3 separate regions of the Homo sapiens genome follow, and all the other regions are linked to region 2. Evidence: chromatin contacts called from ENCODE Hi-C or POLR2A ChIA-PET data. All regions are on one chromosome and are shown on one strand. Each heading gives the region's core, a stretch centred on a gene start or an enhancer-like site at or near the end of the contact. The rest is flanking DNA. Distances are from core to core; before and after follow the strand shown. Region 1 holds the start of FAM219A (family with sequence similarity 219 member A). Region 2 holds the start of NOL6 (nucleolar protein 6). Region 3 holds the start of UBAP1 (ubiquitin associated protein 1).

Region 1 (2,811 bases), core at 175-2,674, 980 kb after region 2:
CCTTGCCTCCTTCCAATTCCAGCTCAGGCTCCAGGGGGATAAAGCGAACACAGCCTAGACATTCCCTCTCTTCCCCCCTCACTATACGAGCTGGCTAGGCCTCCACGTCTCCCACCCGGTTGCCTGACAGACAAGCGAGGTCAGGGAGCCCCCTGGGCGGTGGCCAGCAAGCATGGTCTCCCTTAGGCCTAGCCTCGGTGCACCCGAGTTGCCCTCCCCCTTCCATTCCCTCCGCGCCAGCAGCGATGACATCATTCCTCCCTGACTCCGGGACCGCGGACAGGCGGCAGGATCCGCGCCCAGCAAGGACTTCAGGCACGTAGGCCTAAGATGATGGGGGCTCTTCCCAACCAGTGCGCACAGGCAGCTCCAGCGCGACCCCACTTCCTCTCCCGTCGGTTCCCGAGCACTCTCATCTGCACCCCGATTCCCCATCTGGTCGCCGCGCACTCTCCTTCCCGGTTTAGATGCCCCCAGCCTGGTCTGCCTGCGCTCCCCACCGGAGAACGGAATTCCCAGGTTCTGCACCAACCACCTTCCCCCACTGGGTCCCTCGCCCCGGCCCAGCGTTCCTGTCCGTATATCCAGCGGACAGGCGGGCAAGCCCCTCCTCTTCTAAAAGCTGATTCCCAATCTCTCTTAGCCTGACGGCTCCCCCGCCCTAAGCATCACAGGCCTCTAGGACTAAACGCCTCCCCACCTCCCATCCCAGACCCCTGGGCCTGCCGCCGGCGGTGCCCCATGGCAGTTCCCTCGCCAGTCCCTGCTATGGGCCTCCACTAGCGGTGTGCACCTTTGTGCCCCCTCCGTTCCATCCGACGGTGCCCTGCTTCCACCGACGGTGCCCTCCGCCCTTACAGGTCCCTTTGCTCTCATCCAGCATATTCTCCCACGGTTTTCTTGTCCTGCAAGTCCCCGTCCCCCGGCAATACGTTTTCAGGGATCTCTTTGCCCCATCCGATGGCGCCCCTCCGCACGATCCCCCCGGCCTGATTCCCTCCCTCCCCCTCAAGCGACGCCCCCTCCGGCCTTGGCCTGCCCGCCGCCCGCCCCCTCACCAGCGGCTGCATCTCCGAGTGCGCGGTGGGCACCTGGAACCGGTCGATCTCCTCCATCATGGTGCCGGCGGGCGAGCGGGCCAGGGGCCGGGCGCGGCCGCGGACGCCGACAGGACCGCGCGGGGCGGCGGCCCCAGGAGCCCGGCGGGTGGTGCAGACTAGGCCTCCCCGGACCACTCGGGCGGGCAGGGGCCGGGCGGATGCAGGGGTGGGCGGGGGCGAGAGGTTCGCAGACTGGCTGAGGCCGGCGTGACTCCGTGGGCTTGCCTAGCACTACCGCGGCTGTGGCCGGGCCGAGCCGCAGGTCTTGCCTCGCCTCCTACTCCGCTGCCGCCTCCTGTCAGCAGCTCAGCCACTGCGGTGACTCGGCAACTCCACTTCCGGGTCCGGGACACCGCCCGGATCTTGCATTATTCATGAGGAGGCGGTGCCTGGGGACCCCAGCCCCACCCACATGCGGGAGTTCCGAATGCGCGCGGCCGCCCAGCTGTGATTCCTGAGGGGGCGGGGCTTAGTGGAGACTCGCTCGCCGCGCGCCCAACCCCGCCTCCTTTCCGGGCCGGCTGGGCGCGCCGAAGCGCCTGCGCCTTGGCTGCTGGTCGGTTGCTGGGTAACCGCGTCAGGGAGTTGGATTCTATCCTGCAAGGGCACGGGGACCCACAACGACGGCTGTCCCTAAAGAACCGTTGCGACTGGTAACTGAAGTGGAAGAGAGTCCAGATTTCTTGTGTGTGGTCAAGGAGACGGACAAACTTTTTGTCTTCAGACGAGGGAGCGTTTTGTAGGCTCTCCAGGGGTTGAGATGATTCCTGCTTCTGCGAAGGCTCCCCATAAACAGCCTCATAAGCAGGTAACGTACGCACACCTTCCTTCTGATGACCTCTGACCTTCGTCGTCGCCAGTGACCACTAATCATACCTCTCCTACTGATCCTTGATCTTTTCTCTGTTGACCCCAGCCTTCTCACCCCCGTGACCTCTGGTAAGTGCTCCCACTGACCTCTGACTCTGTCCTACTCTTTCCCACTAATCCCGGCCTCCTCTCCCATACTACCCCAATCCACCGTTTCTTACCTCTCTCCTTTTATCCACCATTCCCATCTCTTCACTTCACTTTACCCCATGGACTCATTCTGACCAGTCTATTCTCCTTAACTTCCCCATCCCCATTCCCACGAGTCCCTTCCTCCTTGTTCTCACATTCTTGTCCCAAAGGAATTTTTCTTTTTCTTTTTCTTTCTTTCTTTCTTTTTTTTTTTTTGAGACAGAGGCTCGCCCTGTAGCCCAGGCTAGAATGCAGTGGCGCCATCTCAGCTCTCTGTAACCTCTGCCTCCTGGGTGCAAGCGATTCTCCCACTTCAGCCTGACGAATAGCTGGAACCAAAGGCATAGGCCACCACGCCCGGCTAAATTTTGTGTTTTTGGTAGAGACGGGGTTTCCCCATGTTGCCCAGGCCCGTCTCTAACTCCTGAGCTCAAGCGATCCTCCTACCTTGACCTTCCGAAGTGCTGGGATTACAGGCGTGAGCCACGGCGCCCAGCCTCAAAGGCATTCTTTATCCAACCCTTTGCTGTGTGCCTAGCTCCAGGCTAGGTGGGAACACAGCTCTTGCTGTTTGGGAGCCCACAGAGGGTGTGCAAGAGAACTAAACAGAATACAGGACAGGCTATGTGCAGGAGTGTGATTTTATTTTCTGTGCTGGGAGATTTATGAGGAGAGAAAGGGCAGGCAAAGAGGAAGAGGAGAGAGGCCC
Region 2 (2,882 bases), core at 25-2,524:
CTCTGTTTGGAATTGGTAGTGATAGAAGCTGACTGGGCCCAGGCTGGACACGGTGGCTGACGCCTGTAATCCCAGCAGTTTGGGAGGTGGAGCTGGGCGGATCAGCTGAAGTCAGGAGTTCGAAATCAGCCTGGCCAACATGGGGAAACTCCGTCTCTATTAAAAATACAAAAATTAGCCAGGTGTGGTGGCACATGCCTGTAATCTCAGCTACGCGGGAGACTGAGGCAGGAAAATCACTTGAACCCAGGAGGCAGAGGCTGAAGTGAGCCGAGATCGTGCCATTGCATTCTAGCCTGGGCAACAGAGCAAGACTGTCAAAAAAAAAAAAAAAAAAAAGAAGCTGACTGAGCCCTGCCCTAAGTAATGCCCAGGCCCCTTGTATTTTCAGGAAGTTTCCTCTTCTGCTGATATAGGCCTGGGACTTCTCAAATGTCTTTCCCATTCTCGCTCCAACCAAATCCTGCCAGGTTCCACCTCCTCTAGGAAGACCTGACTGCCTCAGTTTACACTAAATACTCACTGATGGAAGGAGCTAGAACCGACTGGACCCCAGAGGACACATTTAGCAAGTCATTAAATCCTCAAAATAATTCTTGAAGACACTTGAAGTCCCACTATTCACTCGAGGTTCCACAACTGGTACACCCGTACTATGAGCAGGCTTCAAAGGCAAGCGTGCAGGATCCCAAACCTTTTCCCCTACAGCCGTGGGCCCATCCGCTCCACGATGCCTCTCATCCCAGAGAGCCTTACTGGAGCGCTCCAGGAGAGGCACCGTATGCCCTCCGCTACAGCGGGGAGCACAGAACTGGACACAAATTCTGTGGAGGAAGATCCCGCTTATCGTCAAGGACCACCAAATAAAAGAAACGACCCAAGTGTGGGTCTCTTCAACTTTGAGGTGCAGAGCTCCAGAAGAGAGCAGAGGCTCTACCGGCTTCACTGCTTCTAACCAAATACTGCCAGGTTCCATCACCCCTAGCAAGCCCTGTCTCAGTGCCACTGGCTGGAAACATCCTCCAGAATGGGCCGCCGGCATGGCTTTCACCCGCAAGCTGTCAGATCACGCCATCTCGGGCCCTGCAGCCAAGGGAGCGCACATTGAGCCTCTGTTCCTCCCCGATGGCTCAACCCACCTCTGGCTCTCCAGTCGCTCCGCGAAGCTGCTCTCCAGCTGGCGCCGGCCCCATCACTCAGGGTCCAGCACTCTCCCGCACTTCAGATTCTAGCCGGGTCTATACCTCATAGCTTCCCACGTGGGCGGAAATGCCTAACTCCAGGCCCAAGTCCAGCCCACCCCAATTCCTCAGGACTCCACCCACTCCAGAGCTATTGGATTATCAGTCGATTACTCGCTTGCCATTGGCCGGGCAGTCTCAAGGCCCGCCCATTAGGGGAGGGGACAAACGGGTTTCTGTGCTTTACGGCCTCTTCGCGACGCTAGAACGGAAGCCTGCCCGTAGCTAGGCCTTTGCTTTCTTTTCCTCACTTCCTTCGCGTGGCTGCAATCGGGAAGGGCGGAGCTAGTTTGTTCCTTTTGGTCAGGTTTGTTTACAGCAGTTATTCCTCCCTTTTTCTTTATTTGCTACACCTTATCAGTTAACAAATCTTGTCAGTTCTACCTCCAAAACATACCTTGAATTTATTCATTTTTCTGTGTCTTCACTGCCAGGTTTAGCCCGTCACATCATCTTGTTCCCGAATTATTGTTATGACTTTTCTCCAGTTTTTACTTATTACTTAGCTTATTACAATTTCAAGTAATTTAGTTATTTTTATTTATTTATTTATTTATTTATTTATTTATTTATTTATTTATTTTTGGAGTAGTCTTGCTCTGTCGCCCAGGCTGGAGTGCAGTGGCACGATCTCAGCTCCCTGCATCCTCCCTCTCCCAGGCTCAAGCGATTCTCGTGCCTCAGCCTCCTGAGGAGCTGGGATTACAGGCAGGTACCATCACACCCGTCTAATTTTTGTATTTTCACTAGAGATGGGGTTTCCTCATGTTGCCTAGGCTGGTCTCAAACTCCTGACTGCCAGTGACCCGCCCACCTTGGCCTCCCGAAATGCTGGGATTACAGGCCTGAGCCACTGCTCCCGGCCTATTTTTAAACTATTAAAAATTTAAAACAAATGTTGCAAGAATAATATAATGAATGCGCATATACTCTTCACCTAGATTCACTTAGTGTTACTATTTTGCCAAGTTTATCTTTACCTATGTATTTACATATTATTTTGCAAAACCATTTGAAAACCAATCACACATCTCCCTAAATACTTAGGTATGTATCTACTAAGATCAAGGACTACCTCTTATGTAAGCACAGCCCGATTATGAAATTAAGGAAATTTAATCGTGATTCAATACTAGTATACAAATTCCATCTTTAAATTTTGTCAGTTATTCCAGTAATAACCGTTATATGTTTCATTTTATTTCCTAATGCAGGATCATCTAAATTCAACTATTACCATATAATATATATATATATATATATATATATATATATATATATATTTTTTTTTTTTTTTTTTTTTTTTTTTTTTGAGAGAGAGTGAGTGTCCCTCTGTTGCCCAGGCTAGAGTGCAGTGGGTCGATCTCAGCTTACTGCAACATCCACCTCCTGGTTCAATTGATTATTGTGGCTCAGCTTCCCAAGTAGCTGGGATTACAGGCATGCGCCAACACACCAGGCCAATTTTTGTATTTTTAGTAGAGACAGAGTTTCACCATGATGGCCAGCCTGATCTCAAACTCTGGCCTCAAGTGATCTGCCCTCCTCAGTCTCCCAAAATGCTGGGATTACAGGGGTGAGCCACCGTGCCCAGTCTAAAAATTTGTATTGAAGTACAATATACATAAGGAAAAATGTACA
Region 3 (2,867 bases), core at 152-2,651, 710 kb after region 2:
AGTGCTGGGATTACAGGCGTTAGCCATCGTGCCTAGTCATTTTATTTTATTTTATTTTATTGCGACAAGATCTTGCTCTGTCACCCATGTTTGGAGTACACCAGCACAATCCTGGCTCACTGTAGCCTCGACCTCTCAGGCTCAAGTGATCCTCCTATCTCAGCCTCCTGAATAGTTAGGACCACAGGCACATGCCACCACGCCCAGATAATTTGAGTTTTTGTAGAGACAAGGTCTCACTATGTTGCCCAGGCTCACCTAATTTTTACCAAACTTTTTGTAGAGACGGGGGTCTCATGTTGCTTAAATTGGTCTTGAACTCCTGGGCTCAAGAGTCATCTTATTCAATTAATAATTCTCTGTCTCCTAATTCCAGCAGACATAGAAAGACACAGAAGGCCAGCGCCATGGCTCACGCCTACAATCCCAGCAATTTGGGAGACTGAGGCTTGAGCCCAGAAGTTTACCACCAGCCTGGGCAACATGGTGAGACCCCGTCTCTCCATATATATATATAAAATAATAAAAATTATCCGGGCGTGTTGGCATGTGGCTATAGTCCAAGCTACTCAGAAGGCTGAGGTGGGAGGATCACTTGAGCCCGACAGGTGGAGGTTGCAGGGTTGCAGTGCGCCAACATCGCGCCACTGCACTCCAGCCTAGGCGACAGAGCGAGACCCTGTCTCAAAAAAACAAAAAACACCCCAAACAGAAACAACAACAACAACAAAAACCCCCACAGAAGGCAGTGAAGGCTTGGGATAGGATTACCTGGTTTAAACCCATAGAATGTCAGAATTGAAGGAAGACTTAGAGGTCACCTTTGTTTTTTTTTCTTTTGATACAGAGTCGCGTTCCGTTGCCCACCTGGAGTGCAGTGGCGCGATCACGGCTACCGCAGCCTCGACCTCCCGGGCTCAAGCGACCCTCCTGCCTCGGCCTCTCAAAGTGCTGGAGTTACAGGCGTGAGCCACTGCGCCCGGCCTAGAAGTCACCTTTCAACTTAGTCCTCTATACATGGGAAAAGTGAGGTCCAGAAAGGGTATGAGTTGTACCAGGTCGCTGACCCTGAACAGAAGCTAGATGTCTTAATTCCCAAATAGGACTCGCTGCTAACTCTTTGGGCATACCTTCGCGATTCAAGGCTCTTGGGTTTCCCGCTTTGGCCGCCTCGCCAAACCCAAGTCTTACACTCTTAGTGACCCCCTCCTTTCCTCCTTCCCCCTTAGGTCAGCAGGGTTTACTCATTCCAATTGCAATGCTCCATGTTGCCGGAGTAGCTCCTCGCTAGAAGAGAGATTAGTTATGTCACCGTCGGCTCCTCCCATTGGTCCGGGCGTGTGGAGCGCGGCGCCATGACGTCAGACGCCCAAATGAGTGGGGCGGTGAGGGGAAGGAGGAGGGAAGTAGGACTTCAACATGGCGGCTGCGGCACTGGCGGTGGCTACGGTGACGGCCTGGCCCGGAGCGGGCAGAGTTGGAGGTGGTGGCGTTCGCTCTCCCTAGGGGCTGTCGGGAGCTCAGCGGGGACCGAGCCTGGGAGGCCGGCCGGTGCCAGCACCTTTCGGCTTCTGAGACGGCGGCAGCAGCGGCATTCAGGTGAGGGGGGCCTCCCTCTGGGGGAGGGGGAAGAGGGGCGGAGTTGGGGGAGGGGGGCTGGTACTGGGAGACTGGGAAACGGGATGGGGGGCCGAGCGAGGTGAAGGGCGCCGGAGCTAGGAGGTGGGAGGGAAAAGTGGCCGGAGATCCGCGATTCGGGGAGGATTCTGGGAGAAGGGTCGGAGTGAGGGGACCGGAGTTGAAGGGGCGGAGGGGAAGTGGGATGCGGAAAAATGAGTTCGGATTAAGGAGACTAATACCCTACTGGAAGACAGGCATAGTAGACATCTATCGGGCTGGACTGAGAACTCGGTGGGAACTAGAGGATGTCAGGGAGGGGGACCCAGATTTTAGTAAAGAAGGTGAGTGGTGGGGAGTTGAGGGTGAGCTGGGGACGTGCGGTGTAGATTTAGTTCTCCCTGAGGCAATGAGATTGGGGAGAAAAGGTGGAGACTAGACCAGAGGTGAGTGATCTTTGGGGATATCTTTGGCCTTGTCTGGTCTTCTCCAGGTATGTTTATCCGCCTTTTTTGTTTCTTGGGTGGAGGCTTACCTATACAGTCCACCTGGGCCTCAGGAACCGCCCCAGTCTTTCTTGTGGAACGTCAGGTTCATTTATTTGAGCTATATCAGTGATCTTTGACCTTTGTTGCCAAATGTAATTGTTTCCAGACTAGCGTCTTAAAAGTATGGTTGGGCATAAAAATACGTTTTATGTTAAACTGAAAAAAAAATTGTTACTTTTAGTCACCATGCAGTGTTGCGAAACCAGATTTGGTAATTTAGTTAAGTATTACGTATATTCTGTTCTAACTTTACTCGTTAGTGCTTTGTCTCTTCAGTTATTAGCATTTGAGAATTTGAATAGATATGATGGATGTTTTCCTTTTTAATTTTGTCAGATTTGATGGTGGGAAAAACAAGATACTTAGTCTTTAGTGATATATAGTTCTTTCTAGTTAATGTCCCAACCTAAACTAAAAGTTTCCGTATTGGCCGGGCGCTGTGGCTCACGTCTGAAATCCCAGCACTTTGGGAGGCCGAGGCGGGCGGATCACGAGGTCAAGAGTTCAAGACCAGCCTGACCAACATGTTGAAACCCTTTCTCTACTAAAAAGCCAGCCGGGCGTGGTGGCAGGCGCCTGTAATCCCAGCTACTCGGGTGGCCGAGGCAGGAGAATGGCTTGAACCTGGGAGGCGGAGGTAGCAGTGAGCCTAGATCGCTGCATTGCACTCCAGCCTGGGCAACAGAGCGAGACTCCGACTCA

What was found. A loop is a pair of places that touch in the nucleus more often than their neighbours do. ChIA-PET counts read pairs that join two places held with the same protein, here RNA polymerase II (POLR2A). Pooled maps may share reads with other maps.
Region 1: a pooled map shows a loop between it and region 2 (9-fold over the local background). The contact joins the promoter of FAM219A here to the promoter of NOL6 in region 2. A Hi-C loop is called at or near these places in 6 of 50 pooled maps. POLR2A ChIA-PET finds 5 or more read pairs at or near these places in 2 of 52 experiments (OCI-LY7 and WTC11).
Region 3: a loop to region 2 is called in a map of naive thymus-derived CD4-positive, alpha-beta T cell, with 23 times the contacts of the local background. The contact joins the promoter of UBAP1 here to the promoter of NOL6 in region 2. A Hi-C loop is called at or near these places in 1 of 168 maps with a recorded cell type or tissue (naive thymus-derived CD4-positive, alpha-beta T cell) and 8 of 50 pooled maps. POLR2A ChIA-PET finds 5 or more read pairs at or near these places in 3 of 52 experiments (AG04449, BJ and naive thymus-derived CD4-positive, alpha-beta T cell).

The regions. Positions count from the first base shown.
Region 1 is chr9:34,457,146-34,459,956 of GRCh38, forward strand. It overlaps FAM219A (family with sequence similarity 219 member A), which reads right to left and starts at 1,425. Exons shown (of 6, transcript NM_001184940.2): 1 at 1,059-1,425. The coding sequence starts at 1,118. DNAI1 (dynein axonemal intermediate chain 1) reads left to right here and starts at 1,660. Exons shown (of 20, transcript NM_012144.4): 1 at 1,660-1,908. The coding sequence starts at 1,861. RefSeq lists enhancers at 1-91, 1,223-1,763, 1,326-1,620, 1,717-1,786 and a silencer at 1,097-1,346.
Region 2 is chr9:33,472,650-33,475,531 of GRCh38, forward strand. It overlaps NOL6 (nucleolar protein 6), which reads right to left and starts at 1,275. Exons shown (of 26, transcript NM_022917.5): 1 at 1,140-1,275. The coding sequence starts at 1,193. LOC107987061 (a long non-coding RNA gene) reads left to right here and starts at 1,491. Exons shown (of 3, transcript XR_001746648.3): 1 at 1,491-1,548. RefSeq lists an enhancer at 887-1,226.
Region 3 is chr9:34,177,642-34,180,508 of GRCh38, forward strand. It overlaps UBAP1 (ubiquitin associated protein 1), which reads left to right and starts at 1,402. Exons shown (of 7, transcript NM_016525.5): 1 at 1,402-1,599. RefSeq lists enhancers at 451-1,409, 1,215-1,644, 1,410-2,366, 2,367-2,867.